Regions from separate parts of the Homo sapiens genome. Here region 1 is linked to region 2. Evidence: read pairs that join two places in POLR2A ChIA-PET (ENCODE). Cell type or tissue: MCF 10A. All regions are shown on one strand. Links, peaks and the distances in the headings refer to the core of each region. The heading gives the core; the rest is flanking DNA. Region 1 overlaps NOD1 (nucleotide binding oligomerization domain containing 1). Region 2 holds the start of MIR550A1 (microRNA 550a-1).

The links. Peaks named below come from ENCODE experiments on the same cell type or tissue, not always from the same donor. Only the 100,000 strongest peaks of a DNase experiment are listed, where the experiment ranks them.
Region 1: POLR2A ChIA-PET joins it to region 2 with 5 read pairs; 13 of 35 experiments call an interaction of 5 or more read pairs at or near these places.

What each region holds. Positions count from the first base shown.
Region 1 is chr7:30,467,130-30,471,529 of GRCh38, reverse strand. All of the region lies in intron 1 of NOD1 (nucleotide binding oligomerization domain containing 1), which reads left to right. Among named protein-coding and RNA genes, the nearest start is that of NOD1, 9.5 kb to the left of the region's middle. In MCF 10A, for the core only: a CTCF peak has its summit at 2,123; a DNase peak (open chromatin) is centred at 2,009.
Region 2 is chr7:30,288,683-30,293,082 of GRCh38, reverse strand. All of the region lies in intron 1 of ZNRF2 (zinc and ring finger 2), which reads right to left. MIR550A1 (microRNA 550a-1) reads right to left here and starts at 3,289; the gene lies at 3,193-3,289. MIR550B1 (microRNA 550b-1) reads left to right here and starts at 3,193; the gene lies at 3,193-3,289. In MCF 10A, for the core only: no CTCF peak of the experiment used is centred there; a DNase peak (open chromatin) is centred at 2,602.

The sequences.
Region 1 (4,400 bases), core at 317-4,316, 180 kb before region 2:
TTCTTTATTGGGTGTTTTCAGGTCACAGGAAAAGCCTCCACTGTGTGGGACCCACATCCTTAGCACTGCATGCTGGCTGCTTCCAGGCATCTGCACTGACCCTGTTTCTCCTTCCTTGCTGTGAAGCGGTCATGAGGTTGCAGTGCCAGATGTGTTGCAGGCCAGGTGTATCTCGGCTGGTTGGGCAGGCCTTCTGCTTAACATGGGACCTCACTTAGTGAGGGAAGAGAGCAGTCCTGGCCCAAGGGGTGCAGTGTCTGGGGCAGATGCTTTAGGGGTTATGGCTCTATCATCTTCTCAACCTCTTAATGCCACTCAGGGTCACCACACATAAATCCCTGGGTACTCTCCCACTTAGCTCTGTGACAGGTTTGTGTCCTAGATGCTTGCTGACTCTGTATACATGTTCAATGGGGTTAATAAACGTCTTCAGCTAAGCATTTTGGCCAGCGATCAGCAGAGTGTTTATTTGCTGTGGGCCCGGTTTCAACTCCCACTTTGGTGGTGACTAATATATTTTGTTCTTGTGGAGTGCTTTTCACTTGATAAGCCCCAGACACTTTCTGTGTCAGTCCTAAATGCCATATCCAGATGTCCTCCAGCTTCCAGATCGGCCACTTCTGTGGCACTTTCCTCTGCATAAACACTTCAGCCCTCTCGCAGAGTGGAGTTCCAGGAAACCGGTTTCCACTTCAAGGCTCTGTTGTTTTCTGCTGGCTTTCTTCATTAAGATATTTTTATTCACTGGCCCCTCAGAGATGAATATCAAGTGCAGTGTTTTGGGAACTTTGTTTTTCAAAGCCTGGATAAAACCAAGAAAATGTCAAGCAGTAGGTGATTAAGTACCAAGTGGTCGCACAGGCAATGCTTTTGACATTGACAGCTGGGCTCTGGTTAACCTTTTAAAGACAGCAGCGAAGATAAATGCCTTAGAGCAACAGAAACTATTGGTGATGGAAAGTTGAATTTATTCACCAATAAACTTGGTAAGTGACATTCCCTAAGTGAGCCTGTGAATTATGGAAATCCACGTATCAGTGGACATGATGAAGCACCTGCTATACGCAGTGCACCCGGCCAGATTCATTCATTCGACGGTTCCTATCGAGCACCCTCTATGTGCTGGAGATACGGTGACTCACCAGATGGTCGCCCTCCCTTGTCATCAGTGCTGGCCTTGAAGATGACAGATGGAAATGCTGGCCTAGGCTGCCCTCTTGTAGGTCACGGCCGGTGCTTACTATGTGACCAGTGCTGTTCTAAATACCGTATGTACGTGTATTAACTCACTGCATGCTCACAGAGATCCCTACATGGAGTAGGTGCAGTTATTATCTGTACTTACAGAGAAGAAAACAGAAGCACAGAAGAGAGCATTATTTGTCCAAGTCACATAGCTGGTGATTGGAACCAGATAGCCTGGCTTTAGAGTCTGTGTCCTTCACTGCCACTACCAACCAATGTGAAAGGAAAATAATCAACTTAGGACACAAAGTTGCACGCCCTCTGAGAGAGGCGGGGATAGAATACCATGGGCCTTCCCAGCAGGGAGAGATGGGCTTAGGGGAGAAACAGAGTAAGGTGGGAACCCTACCCTTTTCCCATTCTGACAGGTGACATCCCCGCTGGGGGGATGGAGGAAATGTTTGGCTACTGAGGAGGCTACTCTGGCCAGAAGTAGACAAAAGAAGCAACTGTCTCGCAGCCAGGAGACTTGGATGCTAGTTTTGATTGATCCGGACAAGTCCAGGGCCCTGCCCAGGGCCTCTGTTTTCCCATCTCTAAAATAGGTGGCTTGGACAACATTCTGTTTGACCTCAGGAGCCCAGGATTTCAGCAGAGAAGGGAGGAGCTGGCTCTCTGTGCACTCTGAACAGGGTTTCCTGACCAGAAGAAGATGTTTGGCTCTGAGAGATGTGGGGGCAGGCATTGGACTTCCCAGAAGGCCTTGGCAGCTGTGAAAGGATGTATGCGTTCCACTGTGGTCCCACCCCGAATGCTGACGTTGGCTGTGTCTGCATTCCTTTCTTTGTAGGCAGGATGGCAGTGTCTGTGTGTCTGGAGCTCACACTATAAGGTACTTTGTATGAGAGACAGAGGGAGCTAGAGGGAGGGAAGAGGGAGTAGGGAGGGGAAGGAAGCCGGGAGAGAGAGAGGTGATTCCGGGAGGGACTGACTTCCATCTGCTTTCAAATTCTGAGGGATTAAGTGCTTTCAGATACTTAAAGTCAGTGAGTGTCAATGGAGTTAAAAAGCTTCCAATAATAATTGTAGCTTCATCCATCTGCTAAATTGTCTCCAGAGTCGGCTGCCTATAGTGTTCTGGCATGGCAGAGGCCCACATGACCGGGCTTGTTTTCCAGGTTAAGTTCCTTAAGAAATTGTAAACCAAGCAAGAAAAACAAACAGACAACAACAGAACACAGATTGTTGTGGATCATGCAGCAGGAAAAGTAGGACACCATTTGAGCTGACCAAGCATATGTGTTCTCCGTGCAGCTCTGTCGAAGCTGTGTAAGGTGTGCTTGGTGCTGGCTCCTGCCAGATGCTGTTGGCATGGCTTCATCCACCCAGCTTGCTGTTGGGTAACTTGCAGAGTGAAGAAGTCTGTTGTTCACGTCATCACCACAACCCTGAACATCCAAGCAGTTCATGTCAACAACTAGAGTATAATTATCTTCTTTACTTGTAAAACTGTGGAGCCTGTGGATTAAATTCACCAAAATGAATCATATTCAAGAGAAGTCATTTCCTAAAGGAGAATTCAGATGTGGTCCCCATTCATGGGTATATGTGTGCCAGTTATGTTGGGGGTTGGTGGAGCCCACTCTAATTGACATTTGCAATCTGGGTTATATCACCTCTGAGGTAGGCAGGTACCTACATGAGGTAGGCAGGGAATGATGGCTTTAACTTAGTTCATTCAATAAATGAATATCAGTTATCTATTCCTATTGTCCAGGATGGTGGTGGGCAGAATGTCTGAGAAGCCCATGTTGTGTATGGCAGGTTGTGACTTTACCAGAGATGGCATTTTCTGGTTAAACTTGGGTGATAGGATGTGTTTTTAACAGAAAGGGAAAAAGAATCTGAACTAGTTTCCTTGGTAATAATAACCATTTGGGTTGGGGAGCTGATACTGGTTAGGAAAATGTGAGGCCCCTTTGACATCATCCATTTGCTGCTGAGAAATCAAAATTAAAACATCACTCGGTGTCAGAATGTTCCAGAAGGCAGTTGAGCTGCTAATGTTTTGAAGTGTTCAGAGGTATGTGTTTTATGAAAAAAAGAGGAAATACAAGACAAAGGAAATGAAACGTTTGGCAACCATTGAGCATTTCTTCAATATGGTATTTCTTGTGGCTCTGGGATTTTAAAAATCCACTTGAAAGCCAGTATTGTTGACTTTTGCTCTGTACTATTTTTGTGGGGACTGATTATTTTTCACTTTATATTCCTTATTTCTAACTAGGCTTAATGGTAATACCCTAAGTTGATGGCCTTCTACTAAATTTAAAACAAAATATAGGCCGGGTGCGGTGGCTCACTCCTGTAATCCTAGCACTTTGGGAGGTCGAGGCAGGTGGATCACCTGAGGTCAGGAGTTCAAGACCAGCCTGGCCAACGTGGTGAAACCCCGTCTCTACTAAAAATACAAAAATTAGCCGGGTGTGGTGGCAGGTGCCTGTAATCCCAGCTACTCAGGAGGCTGAGGCAGGAGAATCACTTGAACCTATGAGGCGGAGGTTGCAGTGAGCCAAGATCACGCCATCGCACTCCAGCCTGGGTGACAAGAGTGAAACTCTGTCTCAAAACAAACAAACAAACAAAAATAACAACAACAACAAAAAAAACTGTTCCCACCCACAATCCCATCAGATTTATTGTGATACTTTCACAAAACAGGAAGAGCTTTTTATTGATTTACAGGTGCACAGAAAGTCTTAACATCTCATCTGAGTTTGTTTGGTCTTAATGAACCATCGTTTAGTTTAATGAAGACCAAGCATTTTCTCTCTAGGGCAGGTGGGCCCTTTGAGTTGAAAGTCATAGTTCCTCAAAACAAGGCAGTCGCTGAGAATGTTGTGCTGGCCTGCCTCAAGATGTCCTGAGATGCCCTAATGAGGAAAAGGCCCTAAAATATTTCAATCATGCAAGTGTATAGCCTTCTTATAAAAAAAAAAACATTACGAATAAAAGTCCTACCCTACTCCTGGTGTCCTCTCCCTTTCCAGAAGTAATTTTCATTCTCACACCGTGTGTCTTCTCACAGGTGGTTTTCTTTGCATTTACATTCACGGGCGTATGCCTATAGAGAACGTGGAGTGCTTTGTGTATTTGGAGGGCAGGGGATGTGGGCAAGCCATATAAATGTTATTATACTCTATATTTCTTTCTGC
Region 2 (4,400 bases), core at 153-4,152:
ATATGCAGAATCTGGCCACTGCTTAGCACCTCCAGCACTGCCACCCAGTCCAAGCCACTGTTATCTTTCATCTGGATTTTTGCCTCCTTGCTGACTCTTGCCACCTCACACAATAGCCAGAGTAATCCTTTAAAACCCAAGTCAGATTATGTCAATCCTCTGCACAAAAATACTCCCCATCCCTCTTTAAAACAAAAGCCGCAAACCACAGGTCAGTGGTTATGAGGCAGTTTATGATTCTGTCCCAACCTCATGCCACCCCACTATGCTCTCATCTTCTACAGCCCTCTGCACTCCAGCTGTAAGTAAACCTACATATCAGGTACACTCATGCCTCAGGGCCTTTATAGTTACTGCTCCCTGTGCCTGAATATGTTTTTACCCCAGAGATCCTCATGACTTGCTCCTTCACTTTCTGCTTGAATTGTCACCTTGTCAGTGAGGTCATCCTTAAAACCCGATTTAAAATAGCAACTATAGATAGGCCTCCACCCCAGAATCTCTATCAGCCTTTGCACTCCATTTTTTTTCCATTACACTCAATGCCCTAACACACTATGTATTTTACTTGTCTGTTTACTATCTCTCCCAAATAGAATAATAAGGCCCCTAAAAGCAGGGATTTTTATCTTATTTCTTCACTGCTGTACCCCCAGAATAGTGTCCGGAAAAGCGCGTCCTCATTAAATATTTGAGTGATTTTTGGAATACTGGGTAATAATTAAAAATCATGTTATAAAAAATTTTAATGTGATGTTAGAAACTGGTGGAAATGGAAACAGCATGTTATCAAAGAATATGTAACCCATGGATCAAGAAGAAATCATATGGGAAATTAAAATACATTTTTCACTGAATGTTAACAAGAACACTTCAACATCAGTGGGATTCAGGTAAAGCAATTCTTGGAGGAAAATGTGTAGCTTTAAAACTTTGTATTAGAACATCAGAAAGGTTAAAATCAAAACAATATAAAAATGAATGTTCCAAATTTTGTGTCTAAAACAAATACATATATAAAAGACATTAACAGTTATTTCTGGTGGTAAAATTACAAGCAATTTGCGATTTTTATACCTGCTTTTCCGTATGTTAGTTTTTCTCTAGTGAACAGGTATTATTTTTATAATTAAAAAAAAACCCAGGTTTTTAAAAAACTTCCTTTCCCTCTGGTTGAATTCTAACTGCTGGCCTCTTCCTCTCCCTGTCTCTTAAAATACTTGCTCCTCTGGATTCCATCCTTGTCCTTCGTCAATCTATATTCATCCCTTAGTAATCTTATCCACTTTCTGGATTCATTTATAACTTGCAAATTGATTTCTCAGTTTTTTGTAATATCCTGAATTAGAGACTCATGTTTCCAACCACTTAAAGTATACTTCTATCCAGATGAAAATCCTGTAGCCACTCAAATTTAACAGGCCTGAAAGGAACTCATTATCATTTCCTAAAACTTGTTCTTTTCATCTTTAATACTGGTTAAAGACATCACTATGTACCCAGGTCAATTCTATCAGTTCTAGCTTAGAAATCTCAATCAAATCTAACTTTTCTTCTCCCTCACCAATGCCATGTTTTCAACATAGGCATCTTCTATCAGTTATATTTTAAAAGAATCCTAACTTATTCTCCTGCTATCACACTCTCCTCCTTAAGAACTGAATCCTGATCAGGGTTGCTGCATACAGCCTGAAGTCTGCACCACTAGAGAAGGTTGCCATCCATGTAAACTACGAGTGTTAATTGTGCCCAATGGCCTAATCATGATACTCCCCCTGCTTTCAAACTTCATTAGATAAAACAAACCTACAGCACTATAAAATCTTTCAACTGGCTCCACTTTCTATTTTTCTAGCTTCAGGTTCTCATCATTCCTCTATGCACCCTACAATCCAGACATATTTAACTTTTCAGTATGCCCTATCAAAACCCACACTTTTGTGGATTTTTCTTTAGTCTGTACTGCCCTCTCTCCGTACAACTTCTAAATCCTTCAAACTACAGTTCAAACGTACCCTCCTCTGTGAAGCATTTTTTGACCAGCCTAGACAAAGATACTTCACTAAGTGTTTTGTTAACAGTTCTATTACAGAATTTGTTGCATTGTATAATGATCACATATATCCATCTCTCAAATTCAATGGAGAGTTGAGCAGTGCATAAAGAAGCTCCATATTTGTACCCTCAGTATCTATAATGTCCAGCCCCTAAAAGGGGTTAAGTTCATGTTTATTAATGCTATACTTAACCATATGCATTAGTACAACTTTTTAAAAGTAAATTAAAATGAGTTTAAAAAAGAAGTTACATGTTCAGCTGTCAATCTATCTATAATCCATGTGGCAGAAAGAACTGATGTGACTATTCTTGATTCCTACACTTCCTGGTGTTTAAACCTTTGTATAATTCCCTCCCCTTGCACGTGAACTGGACCTATGACTTGCTTCTAATGAATGAAATACAGCAAAGGCAATGGGTTGTATGTGATTACATGTACACGATTATGTAAGAACATAGCACCAGTTCACCTTTCCTTTGCTTACTTTGAAGAAGCAAGCTGCTCTGAACCTAACAGACACAAGGAAATAAATTCAGCCAATAACCCAAGGAAGTCTGTGGGCAGACCTTTCCCCAGTTGAGTCACTAGATAACAACCCTGCCCTGACCTACACTTTGACTGCAGTCTTAAAGAGGACACAGCTAAGTTGTGCCCAGCCTCTTGACCCACAGAAATTGCAAGGCAATAAACGTGTTGCTTAGAACCACTAAATTTGCAGTCATTTGTGAATAAGCAGCTTAGAAAACGAATAAAATCAGAACCTAAGGTATTTCTGAACCCTTTGTTCACAAAAAGGCCTATGTTTTGTCCAATTTCTTAACAAATAAATGTCATGTACATGCAAAATTAAAACACAGACTAACATTTCAAATAACAGTTCTTAAGAATATTCACATAAAACTTAGGAAGTAATTTGCTACATAAAGCAGTTCCTACACTCTCTTTTAACACATTTGCCAATATACCCAATTATACATAATACTACATGTAATAAGTTTAATATTAGGGCAATTCTCCTTAAAACCCAAATAATAATAAATAGTTTAAAAGTTGATATCTCATTAATGATATTTGGTAATCAGAAGAACTTAGTTACTGGTCACCAGGCAAAGCGATCAAATTGGAGGAGAGCAAGAGACTTGTTGGAGATGTGCCTGAGGGAGTAAGACACTATCTTACAACAACAGGGCTCTTACTCCCTCAGGCACTGCACCAGCCAGCAAAGCATCAAAATACCAGGTTCTTAGGTCACGCTGCTCTCAGATCAGGTGATGCCCTGTGCAACTCACCAATCCTCCCCACCTTGCAGTCAAGAATAATTCCAAAAAATTCCCAAAGCAGAAACTTCCATGACACAGGCCACACTTACACACAGCAAAACATGTAACACGAAGGTATGAAATTACAAGTGAGGAACAATAACCACCAAAATTCTTATTACTTCAGGAGTGGCAGGGGTTGTGGTTAGAAGGCTCATTTTTCTTAGAAAGAGGCAAACATTCCTCTTCGGCCACTCCCCATAAAAGCCTTCAATGGCACAAAATAACATTCAGGAATAGGAAATAGATTAATTACAATATCCCAAATTCAAACATTTTGGCACTTGATATTGGTAAGAAGTGATAACTGAGACCGATTCCATAATGGTTAATTGATGAAGATAACCTAACACCATAAAACTTCACATCTGCCTTAAAAATTAAGAGAAATCTTCCTAGAAATACAGGTCTTATTCAACATATTCAGTTTTAAGAGATAACCCACACTCCTTCAATATAAGAAAACATGTTTCACAAGTAGCAAGGCACCTGAGTTACAATCAGACTACTGAAATACTCATGAGCAAGCCACACCCAAAAAAGCTCAAGAAAATCAGGAGGCCAAAAGCAACCCAGCACCACTGGTTGTCTTAGATTAAGTCATTTTACATTTTCACTTCTGGACTCAAGGATACATTATAGAAGTCCACACGATTTCTCTGGAAATAATCTCCATGTATTGGTATATTTCTATAGCCCAATTCATCTACCCCATCCTTGCTGCATCATTAAAGGCTATTTGACCACTCATATTATGCTCTTATGAACAACAGCTACTTGACAGTGGAAAAAAAAACGTAGACGTAAATTAAAGCCAAACAAACCCTAAAATACCATCAACATTTTTAAATATTAGGAAATACCCTTAAGACCTGTTTTAAAACAAAGGTGATGGACGACACTAGCAGTAGTCAAGAAAGCGTCTGTTCACTTTAACACTCCTCAGTCTGAAAAGAATAATAAGGACAAGATTTACTTCACCTAAAAACTCCTATATAAATATAATCACATTCTGATGTCTG